2 separate regions of the Mus musculus genome follow, and region 2 is linked to region 1. Evidence: chromatin loops called from intact Hi-C (ENCODE). Cell type or tissue: left cerebral cortex. All regions are shown on one strand.

Region 1 (5,000 bases):
AAAAGAGTCCTGAAAAAAACAGGGAATTCCATATTTCTAAGCAGGGAGCCAAGGATTTAAATACGCAACTCTAGGACAATGCAGATACAGAGGCACGATCATATAATTTTCTGAATTCTATTACACACATAATATGAATAGGAAAAAGGAAGGGGGATAAATAGAACTGGCTGGAAGAAAGGCCACAGTACATTCTGTATAAAGACCCCAGCACATGGGGACATTTTATTGACAGGAATAATGCATATCATACTGTTCTTGTGCCCTCCTCATTCAGGTCAATTCATTATGGAGGCTGTGTCCGGGGAGGCAGCTGGGGCCCCTCCACCCACACTTCTGAGTGTCTGGAGCGCTGTCCCCTGTAACTAGGCAGGCTGGGGAGACCATGGATGGGCAGCGCCAGGGGGTGGCAAAGTATAGGACTAAGGAGGGGGGCTTGTTGCCTTTGTGGCATTTCTCGGCGTCAGTGCCGCCAGTGTGGTGAGGAGCCCCTCACATGTCAAGGGGTGATGTGTGCAGGCTGGGAGCCGCATGGAGTCCATCAGGCGCGCGGATATGCACACAGTTGGTTTTCTGCTGGGTGGGGGAGCCACCCAGAGGCAATTCATATTCTGAACATTAACGTGGCTTTGCATGCCTGTCACAGGGGCTGTGCAGGCGGTTAACGCTATTGAAGACTTCAGCTTAAATCTCTATGCAAAGTGATTACCTTGTAAGAAGGTTTCAGGATAACTTACAACAAAAGACTTTAAAGTTATAGTTTTAGTAAAGCAAACTCATTTACATTTTTATTATGTGTGTCTTTTGTTTAAATCTTGCCATGTCTATTATGATGGAGGCTTTTTCCTATGCAATAGAAGTTTATTTGGGAAGGCTACTCTCTCTTTCTTCTTCCTCTTGTCTGTTTCAAAGCTATTGAAAACATCTGAATATACTTTCCTATGGTTGTCTACATTTTATGGACACACTTAAAAAATTAAGATGTCATGGATCAGGGAGACTGATGCAGAATTTTATACCTCATCACGGATCATGCAATTTCAAAATAACAATCACATTATTATGCTAAAATAGGAAAACAATTCTACATGTTTTGTTTTTAAATTACCATGGACTTGAAAATACTTTTGAACTTAAAGGTGACCTTAGCTGAATTATGAGTTGTTTCTTTTATAGTAATCCCATGATCTCAAGTAAATAAGAATAACTAGACACTCAAAAACAATGCCATCTTCCCAGTATGCTGACTTCCTTCGGGAACTCTCCTCTGACTTAACTTTAGAGAAACCAGAAGGTAAATTGTTAAAATATTTCTCTCTGTGATGATAATGATTGAGAAGAAAAACAAGTGTTTAAGTATCTTGTAACACATTAATAATACCCTCTAAAATTAACTCCTCATTAATGGAATTATAATCATATACATTGGATTTAATAGCATTTGACATATGCTGTTGGGTTTTGAACTAAGTTTGGGTACAAATCTTTGAGCTTTTAGCCCTTTATCCTATTTAAATTATTCCAGCATAATTAATTTCTAATGTTATTTACTTACTGTTATTGAGACAGATTATCACTATATATCCCAGGCTGGCTATCTTGTTTATGTACTTATTTGTGTGTATGGTGTTTTGCGTGCACGCAGGTTTGTGTACCACATGTATGTCTGGTGATCTTGGAAGTCAGAAGACGTAGGGTCCCCCAGAACTTAAATTGCAGACAGTTGTAAGCTGCCATGTGGTTGCTGAGAATTGAACCCAGGTCCTCTGTAAGAGCATCCAACATTCATAACCACTGAGGCATCCCTCAGGCCCATGGTCTTAAACTCTTTATCCTCCTAACTAGGCAACTATAATACTTGGACTCTAATATGCATAGTTAAAGGAACACTAAGCGTTCTAACAAGCAGTTAAGAAACAGCATGGGTTTCTCTAAAATAAAGGGAGACCCTTAATATTAATGTGTCTCACTTAATTAAAATTGAAACTATTTAAGAGTGTGTTTATGGTCTAACAGGATTTCTTAAAATATAAACAAAACAGGGTGACTTGAATCTGCTTGAGCCTCTGTTTCCCACCTGGCGGATCATGGCCATCCACGAGGATTACATGTGTGCCTGTTATCATAACCTAAGAACTGCGGGAAGAAATATCAGATGACAAAGTGATAGCAGCTTGCAGCGGACATGTTTTCTAAGCCTCTGTGTGGGAAAACACATTAAAATGAGGGCTTTGCCTCCAAACATTCATCTACAGCCTCAGTTCTCCAGAGCGTAGCCTTCAGCTCTGTCCCCACCATCTGGCAACTGCAGGAACTGCAAATAATTAACTATTCAGACTACCAGGGCAATGAGGACACTCATTAGCAAAGGGGACAAAGCCTTCCTCCCGGCTGCGGCTTTCCTCCCTCACACTCAAGTGGCAAGTTTTGTGGCGATGTTCCTTCTGCCATCTGCCCTACATTGCTAGCTCTGTCTTGCTTAAACCATGAATCTCCTTAACAATAAACTGTGTTCATAAAATGAGGTTTAGAAAGTAGAGACCACTAAAATAAACTTAGCTGGGTGCTAAAAAATAGTACAAGCCAGGACAGTGTCATTTACAATCATTCTGGAATTTTAAATCCCAACAGTTAACTTCCCACTTTCAGTTCTCCATAATTTTATGAAAATGAGCCTTTTAATAGGTGGGATATGCAAATTCTCTTGGGCATAAGGGTTACAATATGTCTGATTCCAGGTCTCAGAACTCTAAGCTGAATCTGGGAAGAAGTGCCTCCCAAAGCAGGACAATGCAGAGCTCTCCGTGTGCTCTTGACCAAGTGCCTAGGCATCACTGAACAACTTGCTGGAGACATGGCACCTCAGGCTCCAGCCCAGACCTCCTATGTGAGTCTGTATATGAACAATCTTTGCAGGTGATGCATATGAACCAGGGTCTGAGAAGTTCCTTGCCCAGATCTCTCCATGTGCCTTCTTGGCAGTTCTCTTTTGTGATGTTAGCATCTCAATTCTGCAGACTACATGGATGGCACTTGGACATCTCAATTTGTAGATGGTGGGGGAGGAAGGGGTGAGGAGGCAGGATTCTGATGCGTGCCCTTGACAGCCACATAGAAGAGCAGGTGCTTCCCCATTGAGTGACAACCAGGAAAGTGGCACCCTAGGACAGCGCAGTCCTGCAGAGTAGCCATTCTTGAATGATAGCTCTGTTTTAGTGTTGTTAGCAACAAGCAGATCTGTTCATCAGTGGAGGGTGGGTAGATGATGGTTGTGCAGCCTGGCCATAATTGGGGTTAGAAGGAAAAATGAAAAAAAACAATCCAATAAAGAAACCCAGATGAAATTAAAGTCAATATGTGGTATGCACAGGCAGGTAACTGTGTATGTGCACACAGGCACATATATATACACACATGCATGGTATATACAGACACACAAACATATTCTAAGGGGGTCATTTTTTTTTTTTTTTTTTTTTTTTTTTTACAATTCTCACAGAGAGTATTCAACAGACAGCATGGCAAACCAGAACCCGCAAAAGTCTGCATCTAAGTCACATTGATTTCCCACAGAATAAAAACTGGAATGAAGTTGCTGCCAGGTAAAGTGGCATTAAGGATATCATCTGGACCACAAGCTTCTGCCATTTGGAGAGACTCACTCTTTGCCTGCCACTGGCCACACAAGCGACTTGGACTACTTGTTGAATGAACTTGTCTTTTTCTAGCCAGTCTCGTCAGATATCCCTCAGAACCAAGCCAGGGGGGAGAGTTTGACCATTTATTGACATAAATAAGGTACTAATGAGATTTGCTTATCAGAAGGATCATTCAGTTTTATGTTGACTAAGCAAAGTCAGCTTATTTTCGAATGTTTTCAAAGTGTTCCTCTTGATATTTCTCCTAAATATTTAATCACTCGTAACGTGTGTGTGTGTGTGTGTGTGTGTGTGTGTGTGTGTGTGTATGTGTGTGTGTGTGTGTGTGTGTGTGTTAAGGGCGGGGCATGAGTGAAATGGCATGTGTGTGCAGGGCAAACAGCTTTGTGGCATCTGTTCTCTCACCTCTAAGTTTTTTTTAGGGATGGAACTCACAGTGCTTGTGTTACAAGAACTTTTATCTGCGGAGCCATTTGCTGACCCTCCCCTTGACACCTTAACTATCTCTCTATGGTTCTGCCCTTTGAATCCATTTGCAGGTTAGCATTGTGTGATGTCTCAGGGGGATTTTTAGCCACTAGAGGGGGCGGCTCTCTACACTGAAACTTCAGATGGGAAGCTACAGCAGGTAAGTTTGTTCCTAGAGAATTTAGTAAACTGTTTTCCACGCGGAGCCATTGAGAGATGAGAAAGAACCCGTGTTTCTGGCGAGTTCTTGCAGAAAGAACTTCAGTCTCTCCTTTCTGCGGTCTTGCACTTCCCAGTTGTCCCCACTGGCTCTGGGTCTCAGCAGAAGGTAGTGCCTGGCTAGGAAGACCCATCAGTAGGGAAATCTGACATATATTTTTTCCTTCTCCTCATTGATTTAAAAGTCATTCTGTCAGCTGCGATGGGTGTAAAGACAGTTCCACACCACCAAGGGCAACGTCCTGATGACTTTCCTTGTCTTTTAGGGACATCCACTATGTAAAGGCAGACCTTGACTTATGCCACAGAAAAGATTTTCAAAATGAACTCATTTGCAGCAGACTTAGAGCTCATTCAAAGAAAAAGTTTACCATGCATTTAAGCATGGGAGTTCTAACAGAAAGAATAACTTAAGGAAAGAGTAAGAGACATTGGTGTGGCTATGAGCTGCTGTGACAGTAATTGTCATATGTGATTGTGGCACATTTGATTTTGTGGGTTCTTTCTCTTCAAATGGTTGCTAAGGAAAGTGCATACGACCACAAGGTAGTTCTTGAGACATATTGAACAGGATTACAATTGATAAGTTAAAACTCTAGAAGTGAGAATTTCTTCAGTGTAATTCAGTCTTGTTTGTTAGACTCTTAGAGAAGA
Region 2 (5,000 bases), 380 kb after region 1:
GGAATGACCATCCAGAAACTGCCCCACCTGGGGGTCCATCGCATAAACAACCACTAAAACCAGTTTGATTTATATATTCAATATAGTTTCTATTGGAAAAATAAGCTCCCCCACTAACATTCCACTGATGCATGTGAACTTCACAGAAAATTGGCTGGGGGAGACTTTATGGCCATTGTTGCCACCACACTGCTTGCCTGTATCAATGCCATTGTTTGCTTGACTTCACAAAGCTTCCAGCACTTCAGCTTGCATTCTGCTCTTCCTGCACCAGAATCCGGTCCATTCGTAACAACATCTTATAACCACAGCTTTTCCTACAAGCATAGTCTTTTCCACTCTCCCAGTTTGTTCATCTGTGGCTGTGATAAAGACCGGGATGATCAGCAGCTTTGAGAAGGAACGGATTTATTCGGTTCACTGGTTACAGTTTATCACTAAGGGGAAAACCAAGGCAAAAACTCAAGGTGGGCGCTTGATGCAGAACCCACAGTGAACACTGCTTACTGGCTCGCTTCCCCTGGCTTGTACAGATACTTTTCTTAGACACTTTAGGCCCACCCACCTAGGCATAGTGCGACCCAAAGTGAGTTGGACTTTCTTCCACCAATCATTAATTAACAACGTGCCACAAAGATAGGCCTGATGGCGGCATTTATTTTCAACTGAGGTTCCCCTTTCTCAGGTGATTCTTGTTGTGTCGAGCTAACAAAAGAAAACAGCCCCTTGAAACTAATCAACACACCCATTAGTAATATAAATGCCATACACAGAGAATATGTTTCTCATTTACCTGCCTGTACTCTTCTGGAAAAGAAGTCTAGAGGCTGGACATGGTGGTGCATGTCTGTTATCATAGCCCTGAGTGGGTGATGGGCAATAGAACCACAAGTCTATGGGCAGCCAGTGTTACTTATCAAGACCCTATCACAAAACAACAAAAACAAATCAAGAGGTGAGAACTTGCTCCATGGTAGACTGCTTGCCCAGGCAAGGACCTGATTCAAACCTGAATAAGTAATAGATTTACATGTTTTTCTTTTGGAAAAAAAAGAAAGAAAGAAAGAAAGAAAGAAAGAGAGAGAGAGAGAGAGAGAGAGAGAGAGAGAGAGAGAGAGAGAGAAAGAAAGAAAGAAAGAAAGAAAGAAAGAAAGAAAGAAAGAAAGAAAGAAAGAAAGGAAGAAAGAAAGAAAATGGAACTTACTAAAAATCAAAGCGGCATTCAAAATTCTGGGCAGCAAGAAGTTTATGATATGCATACATAGAAACCAAATGTTAAAAGTTTTTGATATAAAACAGTAAGACTTGAGCTGCATGCTGAAAGAATTTCCTAGATACTAAGAATAGTAGCCCTTTAGTTATTCCTCAAGAGAAAAAAAAAATCCTGTGTTTTGATCCATGTTGTATATCTATTTCTATTTCCTTCAGACTCAGTTGCAAAATCATTCCAAAAATGTGCATGCAGGTTGCAATTGGGAAAACAAAATACAAAAATCAAAATAGAACAAACCAGCAGACAGCCTAAGAGACACACACACACAAAAGCCCCCGCTTAACATCTAAAGAGAAATTACCTGTTTCCCCTTGCCCTGCCTGCATTGGCTCTGTGGAAGGCATTGAGAAAGAGGGAACACGGACCACCTAAGGCTAGCACAGCACACAGGATCCCTCCTTGGAAGTCTCTTAAGAAATTAATGCTTGAATTTTTTTTTCCTGGAAAATTTCCTTTTCTTTTTCTAATGTATTTCTAATGACTTCAGGGTGAAGAAAATCCATATTTCAGCAACATTGTTAACATGGCTGCTATAATTGAAGGCTTTTGTGGTAGGTAGTCTTGTGGAGCAAATAAGTAAGGAAGTTCTGTGGGAATGGCACATTTCTTCCTAGGTGCCTGGAGTTTTTAAAAGAATGTTTCTTTATGTAGCTTTGTGTGGATATAGTCTAAAAATATGTAGCCACTTTCTCCAAGCTACCACAGAGCAGATATTTAGAAATGATTCATTCTCTCTCTTTCTCCCTCTCCCTCTCCATCTCTTGCTCCCTCCCTCTCCCTTCCTCTCTTCCTCACTCCTTTCCTCCCTCCCTCTCTGTTTTTTCTTTTCTCTCTCTATCACACACACACACACACACACACACACACACACACACAAACAGACACACACACACACAATGTTTTTAGGCAGGGTCCCACTGTGTAGCCCTGGTTGATCTAGAACTTTTCTTGTAAATCAGGCTGGCTGTGAACTCAGAGATCCTCCTGCCTCTGTCTTTAGAATGCCAGACTTAAAGATAGGAGGCACCACACCCAGCAGTGTTTGGTGTTTTCATGATTCTACACCACACTCTATTAAAGGACTTAGTCTCTTCCTGCTGACAAAACAAGACAGCTTGAACAGACAACTTATAAAGAATAAAGCTTGATTTATCACAGTTCTGGAGAGAAAAGTCCAAGGTCAACACACTGGCAGCTGCAGTGAGTGACTGCTGAGGGCTTTCCTCTCCTTCAAAGATGGAACCTCTTTTGCTTTCTTCCTGTGTCTGTAGGGTGGAAGGGAAACAAATAGGCTCCTTCTATAAGCACACAATCCAATTAGTCAGTCGGAAAGCAGAGTCCTCCTGAACTAAAGGTTTCAGGATTAACACTACTATGTAGAGATTAAATTTCAACCTGAGTTTGGGGGACACATATTGGAACCTCAGTACATTCCTGTTGCTCTTGAAACCTCAGGTTTAGTGGATCAGCCAGCCACATGTCCGTATCCGCAAGCCAGGCCCCAGCATTGCCACACAGGGTCCTTTCTATTGGGCCTGTGTGGATCAGAGGACCTGGACAAGAAATCCCACCCTAACTTCAATGCTTCTGGTCATGCTCGCTTTCCAAATCACGTGTTCCTCCTTTTAGGTTCTCCTCCCACCAGATCCATCATTGGCTACCCCAGACACTGACTATGCTGCCCTTTCCAGAAGGTCCTCCCTCCTTGTCTGAAGTCTTCGGAGTGTTCTAGGGATAGAACATTCATGTACACATCACTAGTGAGACCAGTACCAAGGCTAGGGACCTGGGCTTTCATGAAATGGATCTCTCAGCTTTGCTTAGAGTCTTTCCTCTCTTGGATCCTGACACAAGGCAAGCAGGATGCGAAGGTAATGGTCATCACCTTAACAGACATTTACTAGTCTCAAAATCACCCTTTCCAGGTACAGCCCAGTATCAGTAACTCCCACACTTGTAGGGATGGAGCAAATATATTTTTCTTGGCCTCTTGTGACTGGCGCTCTTCATTGACTCATTCAATCTCTATTTGATACCTTGAAAGAGCTAAGATTGTCTCCCAAGAGCCATCCACCTAAGATTCGGAATCCAAGGCATGAATACACACACACACACACACAGACACACACACAGACACACACACACACACACAAACATACATACATACATACATACGCATGAGTGCACATGCGCACATACATGCACTCTCTTTACATGGCAGAGGTTACAACAGCAGTCGTCTTCCAGCTATCCTTAGCTATTTCTGTTGTAGGGAAAGTCAGAGAACTCAACTTGCTCTGTATTTCTCCCCTCTCCTCCTCCCCCCTCCCCCGCTCGCCCCAAGACCTGGAGAAACAGTGGCAACTGCTCTCAGCCACAGTGGTGACTTTGAACTTGAAGCTGCAGTGAGCATCGATATCAGCGAGTTCTGTCCTGTTTGCTGGGAGCTGAGATAAGAGCATTAGCCTCCAGCTTTCCCAGTGGTTCACGAGCATCTAATTCCAGACATCTAATCACCAGATTTTTAAAATAGGAAATCCTGTTTGTTTTACTGATCCTTGACTACTGACCACCACACCAGCAGATTCCAAGAAGGCAATAAGTCTACGTTGAACCCAGAACCTATTTCCCCTCACCTAGACCTCACCCACACCACTTCTTACAAACATTTCCCCTTAGCTCTGTGTTTCCCTGACCAGACATGGCCAGAATATGTCTTCTAATAGTTTCTTTAGAACCTCAGAAGTAGTTGCTGGGAACATTTATGCTAACTACACACTTTTAAAATAATTTTTATACTTTCTGAAAATTTTCCTGATTTACATATGAGTGAGTGTATATGGTATGTGTGTAATGTATGTGCACATACATGTGGGCAAACATACGTTCATGTGCAGAGGCCAGAGAAGAATTCAAGTTTCTACTTCTATCACTCTGCACCTTAATCCTGTGAGACAGGGTCTCCCAGTGAGCCTGGACTAGGCTGACAGCCAACTAGTCCCAGTGACCTTCTTGCTCCACCTCCCACAGGGCTGAGGTTACGGGTGTATACAGCTACACCTGCAGTTTTATGCATGGTGAGGGTTTGAACTTAGGTCCTCATACTTGTGCAGCAGGCATTCTCACCCATTTCACTAGTCCTGTTTATTGGGAATGAGACAGGGTCTCACCATGTAATTCAAGCTGGCCTCAGTCTCACTGTGTTCCTGCCTTACCCTTACCCTTCACCCAACCCAATGCTGGAATTACAAGCATGCTCTGCCAAGACCAGCATCTTTCTGTCATTTTAATGGAAACTTCCTGAAAGGCACTTGTTCTCACCTTTCCCATTTGCCATGCCCCTTCCACACAAATCTGAGGATGACTTCAAGATAGCTCTTTTTCTTTAGAGCAATTGCAAGTGAAGACAGACATGGTGATTATTTTGGTGGATTGGGTAATGTTTCAGATGATAACATCCTCCAAGGTGAGCTGCATGCACTGTGAAAATGGATGGGGTTTGCTCTGCTGGACAGAGCCTGAGAGCCAGGATGGAGATTGCTGAGTGCAGACTCTGAGCCTGTGGCTGGGCTTTGCCTCTGCAGGCAACAATTCTTCTGGGGAACTCCCTCAGGTATTTCTGCAGCAGTGTCAAAGGAATTGTATTACACGGTGCTCTATCCAATTAATCCAGAAGACTGAACACGATGTTTGAGACACTGGAATTCTTGACTGCAGAAATCTCTGG

Evidence for each region. Peaks named below come from ENCODE experiments on the same cell type or tissue, not always from the same donor. Only the 100,000 strongest peaks of a DNase experiment are listed, where the experiment ranks them.
Region 2: a loop joins it to region 1, with 2.9 times the contacts of the local background. A loop is called at or near these places in 19 of 42 quality-filtered maps.

What each region holds. Positions count from the first base shown.
Region 1 is chr2:19,517,675-19,522,674 of GRCm38, forward strand. 4921504E06Rik (RIKEN cDNA 4921504E06 gene) reads right to left here. Exons shown (of 17, transcript NM_027600.4): 6 at 1-9. Among named protein-coding and RNA genes, the nearest start is that of 4921504E06Rik, 34 kb to the right of the region's middle. In left cerebral cortex, CTCF peaks have their summits at 2,299 and 4,232 (motif pointing right); DNase peaks (open chromatin) are centred at 2,293 and 4,239.
Region 2 is chr2:19,897,154-19,902,153 of GRCm38, forward strand. No RefSeq gene overlaps it. Among named protein-coding and RNA genes, the nearest start is that of Gm24670, 210 kb to the left of the region's middle. In left cerebral cortex, no CTCF peak of the experiment used is centred here; a DNase peak (open chromatin) is centred at 1,910.